Regions from separate parts of the Homo sapiens genome. Here regions 2, 3 and 4 are each linked to region 1. Evidence: chromatin loops called from intact Hi-C (ENCODE). Cell type or tissue: heart right ventricle. All regions are shown on one strand. Region 1 has its middle 170 kb from the start of TBX20. Region 2 overlaps LOC101928421 (a long non-coding RNA gene). Region 3 has its middle 160 kb from the start of HERPUD2. Region 4 overlaps TBX20 (T-box transcription factor 20).

Region 1 (2,500 bases):
AAAGACTGGTCTTCTCCATATCCAGTCTTCCTTGCTCATCAAGTCTGCACTAAAATCCTACTTTCACCACGAGGCCTCTCCTATCCTCCCCCAGCCACATGGGCTTTCTCCTCTTCTAAACTCTGAGAACACATTAATCATGGCTCCCTGGCAACACAAACTTCTACCTTGGAATAGAGTTTTCTGTCCACATGTTTCGTTTTCCCTGTAGATTAGATATTCCTTAAGGACTTGCCTGATTCATTTGTGGTACATACTTGTCCAGCAAGGAGGTAGCAGGGTATATCTACTGCCCTGTTCTCGTGGCTTGATATGAAGGGCCCCTTTCCAATGTTATTTTCCAAATATCCTTTCTCCAGTGCTTTATTGCCAGGCCTCTGAAATTATACTTCCCTTCTTGTCACTCCCAAATACCTCCAGCATAACCCTCATCAGACTTTCTCGGTCTTAGTCTTTCTCCTTCTTTTACAACCCCAGTGACCTTCATCAGCAATAATGAATATTGCTGAAGTCCTCTCCCTTTCTGTCTCATCCTTGGGTGGAGGGTAGAGGGAGGGTCCTTGCCCTGACAAGCAATGCAGCATACTTTTATGGATATAGGGTATATGGGAGCTCCTAGTCCCACTACAAAGCCCCAGGCTCTACAGTGGCAAATGCAGAGATCAAATGGGCCACTCCAGATAAAAGCCTCAGAGGAGATGGAATTAAGATGTGAGCCTTTGTGTTCATTGCAGTACTGTTCACAATAGCCAAGATGTGGAAACAACCTAAATGTTCACTGACAGATAAATGGACAAAGACAATGTGGTATATCCATACAACGAAATATTATTCAGCTTTAAAAAAGAAGGAAACTCTGCTATATGCAACAACATGGATGAACCAGTAGGACGTTATGCCAAGTGAAATAAGCCTGCCGCGGAAGGGAAAAAACTGCATGACTTCATTCATATTAGGTGTCTAAAGTAGTCAGATTAATAGAAACAGACAGTAAGTAGAATGGTGGTTGTCAGGGGGTGGGAGAAGGGGGAAACAGGGAGTTGCTGTTCAACTGGTATAAAATTTCAGTTATATGAGATGAATTTGTTCTAGAGATCTGCTGAACAATTTTGTGCCCATAGTTAACAATACTGTATTGTGCACTTAAAAATCTGTCAAGAGGGTAGATCTCTTGTTTAGCACTCTTACCACAATTAAAAAAAAAAAAAAAAAAAAGTAAGATGTGAGCTGGCCCACCCAGCAGAGGGCAGTGCAGTGCACACAACCAACCACTGCAGCTAGTGGCCACAGGAGGCCTGGACTGATCCTGTGGCTGAGCAACGGCACAGGTGTTTTTCCTTGAGCGGGGGAGCTGGGTGGCAATTGTTGTTTCTTTTTGTTTGATTCTACTTTGTTTTCATCTTAAAATCCTGGTTTTGTTAAAGTGAAATTTTTTTCTTAAAAATTGACACCAGCAATAAAAATGATGTGTTTCTTCCTCCAAACTTGAAGAGTGGAAGAAAATTAAAGTTCATTTGGATATGGTGCAGATTCTAATAACATATATCAGTTTACAGTTGGGCACGCTCATAGCTGTAATTTCAGCCTTTGGGAGGCCAAGGCAGATGGATCACTTGAGCCCGGGAAGCCAAGACCAGTCTGGGACACATAGTAAGACCCTGTCTCAACAAAAAACATCAAAAAAATTAGCCAGGCATGGTGGTGCACACCTGTAGTCTCAGTTACTTAGGTGGTGGAGGCACAAGAATCAACTGAGTCTGGGAGATGGAAGTTGCAGTGAGCTGAGATCTCACCACTGCACTCCAGTCTGAATGACAGAGCAAGATCCTGTCTCAAAACAAACAAGCAAAAAGCATATGTCAGCACACTAAACTATTGTTCTTTATTGACTGTCTTTAAAAAGTCTTCAATGTTTATGCTTTGAGTAGTAAAACAGAGAAGGCAGCACTCAGGTGTATCTGCACCTTCTCCTTTGAGAAAAAAATCCACAGGTGCCACACAAATAGGACATTTACTATTTCCTTTAAAATAACAAGATAGAGCAAAATAATTTGTACTCATAGGGAATCCAAGAAATTCTAATTTATTTCACAGGAATTACTGCATTTAATCTGCCCCAGCTGCCTCTGTTACTCAAGGAGCAGATATGAGATGCCTACAAAAGGCCTCAGAAATACTGAATTAGTCTATAAATGTGCTTAGCATTGAGGTGGTGAATTGTTTATAGGTGTTCAATGGAAATAAATCAAAGGGCATCAGAGAAAAAATAAGTAAGTTTTCTTGCCGATAAAAGAAAACACACCTCTCAGCTATGTCTGAGAAATCCTTTGTCAGGACAAGGGACATGCAGTAGATTACTCAGGAACTGCTGAGGTTTGTAAAAGCTAACTTCATTCCAATAGGACAAGGTGGGGCTGGTTTTCTAAGGCTAAAATGTGGGATACAGAAGAAGTACCTTTCTAGAGATTAGGTTTGTTCAGTTGAAGGGTGAAGTGGGGCA
Region 2 (2,500 bases), 200 kb after region 1:
GGGAACTGGCTGCAGAGAATATGGTAACTCTGTATCATCTTTGCAATTTTTCTGAAACTCTAAAACTGTTCTAAAATTAAAAGTTCATTTTTGAAAGTTAAAGAAGTTAAAGAAAAATATCAAAAGCAGCATTAAGCAATTGGGGCCATCTTTATCTATATGTTTTTGTTTTAGACAGTAATGATTAGATCCCTGTAATAAAAGACAAGGTCTGGAAAAAAAAAAAGTCTCCCAAGAGAATTGCTAAGTAGGGCGTTGGAATAAGGTGTTATCTTACTAAGCAAATACTATGGCCATAGAGGTGGATTGTCTGCTGATTTATTCTAAAGTAGAGGCTGCCAAAAATTTAAATAGCTCTTGCCCAAAATGTAATGGTCTAATTCAACTACCAGGAGCCACCTCTGGACACAGAAAGCGAGACAGCAGAGCTCAATGCTTAACTCCTACAGGAACTTCATTCCTCTGTCTGGTGCCAACAGTACCTTTGAGCCACCTGTAAAAGTGGCCAGGCTTATTCTCTATATTTTTCTATATGTTTGAAATATTCCATAATAATGTTAAGAACATTTTTGTAATTTTTATTAGCTTTCAATTTTGAAATAATTTCCAACTTGATGAGAAAAGTTGCAAAAATAGCACAAAGAATTCCCACATACCCTTTACCCAGCTTCCCCAAATGTTAACACTCTGCATAGTTATAGTACAGTGATCAAAACCAAGAAATTAACATCGAAGCAATACTATTAGCTCACCGACAGATTGCATCAAAAAGTTACCAATCGTCCCACTGAGCTCCTTTTTCTGGTTCAGGACCCACGGTGCATTCACAGCTGCCATGTCTCCCGCCTCCTCCAGTCTGGGGCAGTTCCTCGGCCTTTGTCTTTCATGACCTTGACATTTTTGAAGAGTCAGTGTAAAATCATTTAAACTCATTGAGTTTATGACAATCTCCCTAAAACTGTTCTGAACTGAAGGCAGCTCTTCAGCGAGTTGCCAGGCCGTCAGGGAGCAACCTTGATACAGTTTCTCAAGCTGGACAACTCTGCAGCCTCTGCAGCCCCCAGAGGGGCAGGAAGCGCATGGGAAAGTGGCACAAGGGCGGGACTGCACCTCACTGGGATTCCGGACAACCAGTATCCTGAGCACCTAACAAGGCGCCAAGCTCCCACGTGCCTAGGTACCTCCTCTACTCGTAGGAGCTCTGAGGAGGTGGGTGGGTGTGTGCTCCAATCCACTCGCTAGGGCTCGGTGGGACCAGGAGTTCACGGTTGTGTGAGCAAAACCCAGACGCCAGTACTGCACATCCTGGAGCCACCTGGTGGCTACAGTCTCCAGCTTTCTCAGGGCCCGAGAGTATCCTGTCTTCCATGTTTTTTTCACGCTCTGGTAAGGTAGCATCCTTCCCTCCAGGGTCTCCAAGCCCTGAAGTAACCTTCCTCCAAGGGCCACCGCGGAAGAGATGTGCAGTGTTACAGCACCATCTAGTGCTAAAAATAGTACAGTGCAGCCATAGCATCCCTGCTGCTCCAGTCACAGCTCCTGGGGGTGTAATTAATAATTTAGCAACCTGTCAAGATTTAACAAGTTGACTCTAATTTCACGGTGTGACAAGCCAGTCTGGTTTACCAAGGAAGAGGCATTGGAGTCAGATGAATCCCTTGTCTGCCCTTACCAATGTGTCTTGCTCTGTCTCTGACAGTCCAAACCTTATTTTCCTCATAGTTAAAATGGGACTAATACTGTATTCAACATTGTTATAATGTACCTGGATAAGTCCTGGGATGATAGAAAGTCCCAATAAGCATGTATTGCTTCTCATCCTCCTCCTTACCCTCTTGTATACAGAGGATTTCCATGACAACCTGGAGCCGTTAAAATGGAAGGGACTCTCCTCCATGAGGTGTGATGTTCATCCAAAGAGCCGGACAAACTATAAAACCCTGAGGCCACTCCATGGTTAGGAGCCGGGACTCGGAATCTGAATTGGCTTATTTTGAATACCAGCTCTGATGGTTGCTGGTTTTTCCATCTGTAAAATGGCGATGGTAGTGATGATGCCTGTCTCCTAAGGCTGTTGTGAGGATTAAATAAATTAATACCTACAAAGCACTTAGAAGGCAATAATGTCGTAAGTGTGAGCTATCATTAATAACATTTCTTAGCAATCTGGACCCAAAAAAGGCAGGAGGTGGGGGAAGGCTCAGAGCCACCATTTATTTGATTTATAAAAGAAAATGTTCCACTTCTTGTCCTTTTGAATAGTACTCTACCTCTCATGTTTTCCCCTAAACACACACACACATACGCACACAATCTTCAAATATTTAGAGTCTGGCTCCTCTTCGACCAACTCCAAGTCTCAGTTAGCTTCCTGGGCCATCTCCAAGGTGAGGCAGGGCCACAGGCAGCCCATCTGAGCCTCACAGACAGCCCAAATACCTCAGCCATCGGTATAGTACTGGTAAAGCAAGCCCTTTATCATTATGAAATATCCTTCATA
Region 3 (2,500 bases), 110 kb after region 1:
CCCCAGGGGGCCTCTCCAATGTAAGGGTAAAGAGTCCAGGCAAGAAGCTGGGTTTCCATTTCTGTTTGGAGACACCACTGGGTGGGCCAAGTTCTGAGGCCCACCAAGGACTGACAGCACCAGCCAGGGGCTCCCCTCCAACCTCCACCCCAAGACACACAGGAGCTTGATTCTATTTCACCAACCAAGGGCTCCTCCTACCCAAATCCACGTTCTAGTTACAGATAGCAGAGTCCACTAGAGGGTCATGAATCACTCCTATTATTTGCAGTTCTGAAACCAATCAGTCTAAAAGGTCAGCCATCCCTCGCATTGAGCACACTCTCATAGTTAGGCCACAGCAACCTGGGGACTCTGGCCCTGGCCCTTTGACCTGCCGCAGTGACTGCCTGTGTGCCAGTGGGAGATGGGACACAGAACAACCTTCTAGACAACAGGGCGCTGCTCCCAGTGGCTGCACGGCCCAAACCCATGACTGAAATCAGAAGAGAAGCCAAGTCCAGGACAAGAAATCCTCCCTATTGCCAAGCCAAACACGACGTCGTGGCAGCTAAGGCCTCGGCAGCACCTTCCCAAACTGTGGAGAAGGAAGCAGAGCCGCTCTCTCCCGTGAGATGTCAGACTCTCCCAGGCCACCAAAGGAAAGTCTAGTGGGTGGCACCTTCCCTGCACACCCCGGAGTAAGGGTGGGAACTGCTCATATCCTGGCATGAGTGAATGAGTGAGTGAATGAATGATACTCATTGATCTCTGCTCTGAACTAGGCACTGGGAAGGGGCCTTTTACAGGCTGCCTCAGTAAATCCTCACCGCAAAGTAGATGTAGTCTGGCCCCAAACAAGGCCCAAGGAGGCTGGCTAACCTGCCCATGTCACTCCGATAAGGGGCACATGACAGCCGGGGACCTGCAGGATATGTTAAGGGCCCTAGGCCAAGTGAACCCCCAGAAGGCCAAGGTCATTTCCTCCCAGCCACCGCCTTCTGAACTGGAGGACTGAGACACACCTGGAAAACAAAGCCCACAGACACACCCAAACCCCGAAGGAGAAAGAAGTGCGGACTGGGGACCTGCTTTCAGGACCGCCCAGGCTGACTCTGGGCCCGCGGCAGGGCGGGGCGGGGGGCGGGGGGGCGGAGTTGGGGGATAGGACTCGAGCACCCCCCGGGGCAGAGCATTGCCGGGTGAGCCGCATCCCTGCCTGGAACATATGAGAGGTGCGGGGTGTAGGGGAAGTGGGAGCACGCGGGGGGTCTGGGGAGGGGACAGACCGAAGGCAGAGACCACCGCGACAGACACCTATCGAACTTCACGCTAAGGACTGCTCGTTTTACTGATCCGGACTCAGCCCTTAGCGCTGGGCGGTACCACGCGCCGCCAGTGCGGATCATCTGGGCACTGGCGCCACCTAGTGCTGGCAGCGCGGCAATGGCCCTTTTACCGACTCGCGCGTCTATAGTGCGGCCTCACACAACCTCTGCGGAGTCCATGAGCCCTGGAGAGCACAAGTGGTTTGTTTAAGGATAGGGCAGAAATGGGCCAGGAGCTCAGCCTCCTAATCACCAGTCCTGGGGCCCCTACGGAGCACCTTGGTTCTCAACTGTGTGTGGGCTGCAACACAAGGGACAGGACCTTCCCAGACCAGAGCCACAGTTGCAGGCAGATGGTCTGCTCCCTCCCTCGGCCACCAGCTGTGCCCTCCTTTCATCTTATGAAAAATGTATCCCTAGGTTACAATTGAAAAGAAAATAAAACTTCCAGCAGTATCAGAAATCACAAGCCCTAACTGCAGTTGACACAACTAAATAAGGTTTCAGCAGTAAGATTGCTCCCTGAGGCCTCCGCAAGTCTAAAAATCTGCAAATCATGCACATCCCTGAACTTCTCATTTCACCCTCTTTACCCCTTATTCTGGAACGATGAAGGGGAAACACATGTGCATGGGTGCAATTATCATACAGCAATCTTTGCCTATGTGCTAATTTATAAGACAAGTGAATTGTCCACAAACCGTTGGTCCTTTAGCAATTACTAATGACCAATTGCCAATGGGCCAACACGTTGCCGAGCTGTTGTTCCGGAAGGTGGAAGCTCCCTGCTCTATGCCATGCGGCCCTCTCCTACAATGAGAACCATCAGGCAACCATCCACCCAAGCCTAGGCTCTCAGAACTTGCCTTAGAAGTCACTGCTTGACAGCCATCCTTTCCATAGGAAGGTGAACTGCGATTCCAACCAGTCAGCACATACTCCCTCCGTGGGAACAGACAGCTTGAATCCAGGCAGAGGAACAAGCTTTTGCTGTGCTGTGGTTCTCTGTTGAGGCTAGAGAGACTGGAATGCTCTTTCCCTAGATTTGCCCTCAATCTTCAAGGCCAGCGCCTCCAAGACATCTTCCCTGGCTCGCCCCTGCACAGCATGGTGGCCCCCCCAACCTCTCCTTCCTCCCACAGCACCCTGTAGTAAAATTCAAACAAAGCTTTCTGCTGAAACCTTCGCATGGC
Region 4 (2,500 bases), 220 kb before region 1:
TAATTTCATATTAAGGACATAAAACAATGCAGAGGACTCTCTCCCCATACGAACTTTACTGTTCCCAGAATGGAGCCCCTCTGGGCTCTTTTCTCTGGACTCTCTTCCCAGATGCAGAGGGCTGCTCTCTAAGCCTTGGGAACAGAGAAACTTTGTTCAGTTCCTGCTGTCAACACTGGGGCCACTTCCTCTATGTAATATCCTTCATTAGGACAATCCTCTTTTAAAAGTGTTTTCTATTTTGGTCTTTGATTCTAACAAATTATACCTGACATAGATGGAACAGATATATTCCCTGACTTTCAGATTATGAAACTGAGGTTCAGAAGGACTTGGTGACTGCCCCCAAAGTTCAACAGCTCTTATGTACTAAGTCATGGACAAGTAACTCCTGATCCCTGACTCAAAGGCTCAGTATTCTTTCACTTAAAAAAAAAACAAACCATAGGAAACCTGCAGGCAGCATCATCGCCTATGATTCAAAGGCAAAATAATGAAATCTGTGAGGATCAGTGTCGGGGCTCTCCCTTCCCAAGGAGGCTCCTGAAATCCTTTCCCGGCATCGTGTACTCTGAGGACTGGCCATCTCATCAACGACCTGCCCCCATTCTCCTTTAGGTGCTCTGCCTCCCAGCAATTCCATGGCCTTGGAAACTACCTTACCTCGATTTGGGGTTGTCTGACTCTCATCCCCCAAGACATCTTCTTCTCCTCCGTAGGTACGGATGGGTGAGCGTGCATAGGAATGCTTTTGAATCAGGCTCTCCACACTTTCCCTAGGTTAGAGTGACATATCACAGGTTAAGTAAAATGTAAAGGACTCAGAGATACAGAGAGGTCTTAGAGGTAACTCACTAATCAGTAAAACCATTTTCTCAGCCAAAAAGCAACCACTGCACAGAAAGATGAAATTCAAAACATGTACATTTATTCTGTTGTACAGTGACTCCTCAGAGACATGACCTCAGGTGTATGACTGCAAGCAAACATGACTGACTAGGACAAGGACAATCCCCTGAAATACTTTAAAATGAAGGACAAAGGGGTGAACAGGAGCTATGAAACCTGACCACAAGAATATGAAATTCCATGATGTGAAAAATAATGAGTGAATGAATTTACTGCAAGGAGCTGCAATGACTCTTCTTACTGACTTCATCAGCTAACAAATACAAAACAAATACTCAGTTGATACAAATTGCACTGATCCAACAACCAATGAAATGTTGGCAAAAAGTTCAAATTATCATTAGTCAGCGAAAGACTCTAATATTCACCAAGAAATCAAACAAATTCATAGATTATAGTACAATATAGATAGTTTGGGTAATGAACACTAAGATCCTTGTTGCTGTAAGACTGAAAATTACAAAAAACCCATGAAGAAAACACAAATGACCAATAAGGAGTTTTAGCCTCTAGGTAAATTGGTACATTGTCTTGTAGATGGTCTTCCTCCTGTAACATAGTCTATCAACCAAACAGTGAGGTTAACTTTAAAAAATAAAAAAAAAATTTGGCATTGGACAATTTGACCTTCTGCTTTTAAAAAAAAAAAAGCCAGTACAATTTTAGCCAATTTGTTCGCCAAAAGTGCATACTGATAACAGATTAGTCTGCATGGCACACATTTCTGGAACAGCTGTGGCCCAAAGACCAATGCCAAATTGACCAGCAAAGGACAAAAGAAGACTTATAAAATATGTGTTAAATGAGGAAGGACAACCAAACACCACATTTCATATTGAGGGAATAAGCAAAGCAAATAAAATGTCATAATAACTTTTTAAAATGTTAACACTTGTCAACATTTCACATAAATATGCAAACTTTACCTGTGAAAAATTACTACCTAATTCATAGTAAATTTGGTGTTGTAGAAAGCTTATATACCCACATAGATGAAGGCATTTTATAATATATAGTATGACTATGACTATGAGGACTTAAGGATATGCCTAAAAGGAAAATTAACTCTGCAACTATTTAAGTTACATCTCTATTCTCAAATTATTTTAGAGTAAGAATAAAGTACCACCTCTTATAGTCAAAATAATTAGGATCCAGATCCACTGCATTAACACATAGGTGTCAAAAAGAATGAGGTCATTCCATATGTATAGATATGGAATAATTTTCAAGATATAGTAAGTGAAAAAAGTAAAATACAGAATGTTATGTAAAGTATGCTACCATTTGTGAAGTTAGAACACAGGATATGTATGTTCATATATGCCTGCATGTGCACAGGATTTCTAGAATGTTCCAGTTTCCAGAACAAGAAACTGCCTAGAAGAGGTTGCCTCTGCAGGGTGAAATCAGGGACTTGAAGGATTAGAGTAGTGATTCTCAAATTTGTGTGTATGTTTGAATCAACTAGGGATCTTGAAACAAACAAACTATATTGAGATATGATTAAAATACAAAAAGTGGCACACATTTAAAGTGTATGGGGCCGGAGCCGGGGCCGGTGGCTCACACCTGTAATCCCAGCACTTGG

What was found. Peaks named below come from ENCODE experiments on the same cell type or tissue, not always from the same donor. Only the 100,000 strongest peaks of a DNase experiment are listed, where the experiment ranks them.
Region 2: it touches region 1 in a loop (6-fold over the local background); 61 of 110 quality-filtered maps call a loop at or near these places.
Region 3: it touches region 1 in a loop (3-fold over the local background); 63 of 110 quality-filtered maps call a loop at or near these places.
Region 4: a loop joins it to region 1, with 2.7 times the contacts of the local background. A loop is called at or near these places in 6 of 110 quality-filtered maps.

Annotation. Positions count from the first base shown.
Region 1 is chr7:35,423,818-35,426,317 of GRCh38, forward strand. No RefSeq gene overlaps it. Among named protein-coding and RNA genes, the nearest start is that of TBX20, 170 kb to the left of the region's middle. In heart right ventricle, CTCF peaks have their summits at 1,251 (motif pointing right) and 1,455; a DNase peak (open chromatin) is centred at 1,258; H3K27ac peaks cover 364 bases.
Region 2 is chr7:35,623,287-35,625,786 of GRCh38, forward strand. LOC101928421 (a long non-coding RNA gene) reads right to left here. Exons shown (of 5, transcript XR_007060285.1): 1 at 1-2,500. Among named protein-coding and RNA genes, the nearest start is that of HERPUD2, 71 kb to the right of the region's middle. In heart right ventricle, CTCF peaks have their summits at 1,479 (motif pointing left) and 1,679; DNase peaks (open chromatin) are centred at 1,208 and 1,433.
Region 3 is chr7:35,536,201-35,538,700 of GRCh38, forward strand. No RefSeq gene overlaps it. Among named protein-coding and RNA genes, the nearest start is that of HERPUD2, 160 kb to the right of the region's middle. RefSeq lists a silencer at 1,343-1,412. In heart right ventricle, CTCF peaks have their summits at 1,404 (motif pointing left) and 1,616; a DNase peak (open chromatin) is centred at 1,411; H3K4me3 peaks cover 570 bases.
Region 4 is chr7:35,203,807-35,206,306 of GRCh38, forward strand. It overlaps TBX20 (T-box transcription factor 20), which reads right to left. Exons shown (of 8, transcript NM_001077653.2): 7 at 664-776. Among named protein-coding and RNA genes, the nearest start is that of TBX20, 49 kb to the right of the region's middle. In heart right ventricle, no CTCF peak of the experiment used is centred here; no DNase peak of the experiment used is centred here; H3K27ac peaks cover 2,406 bases.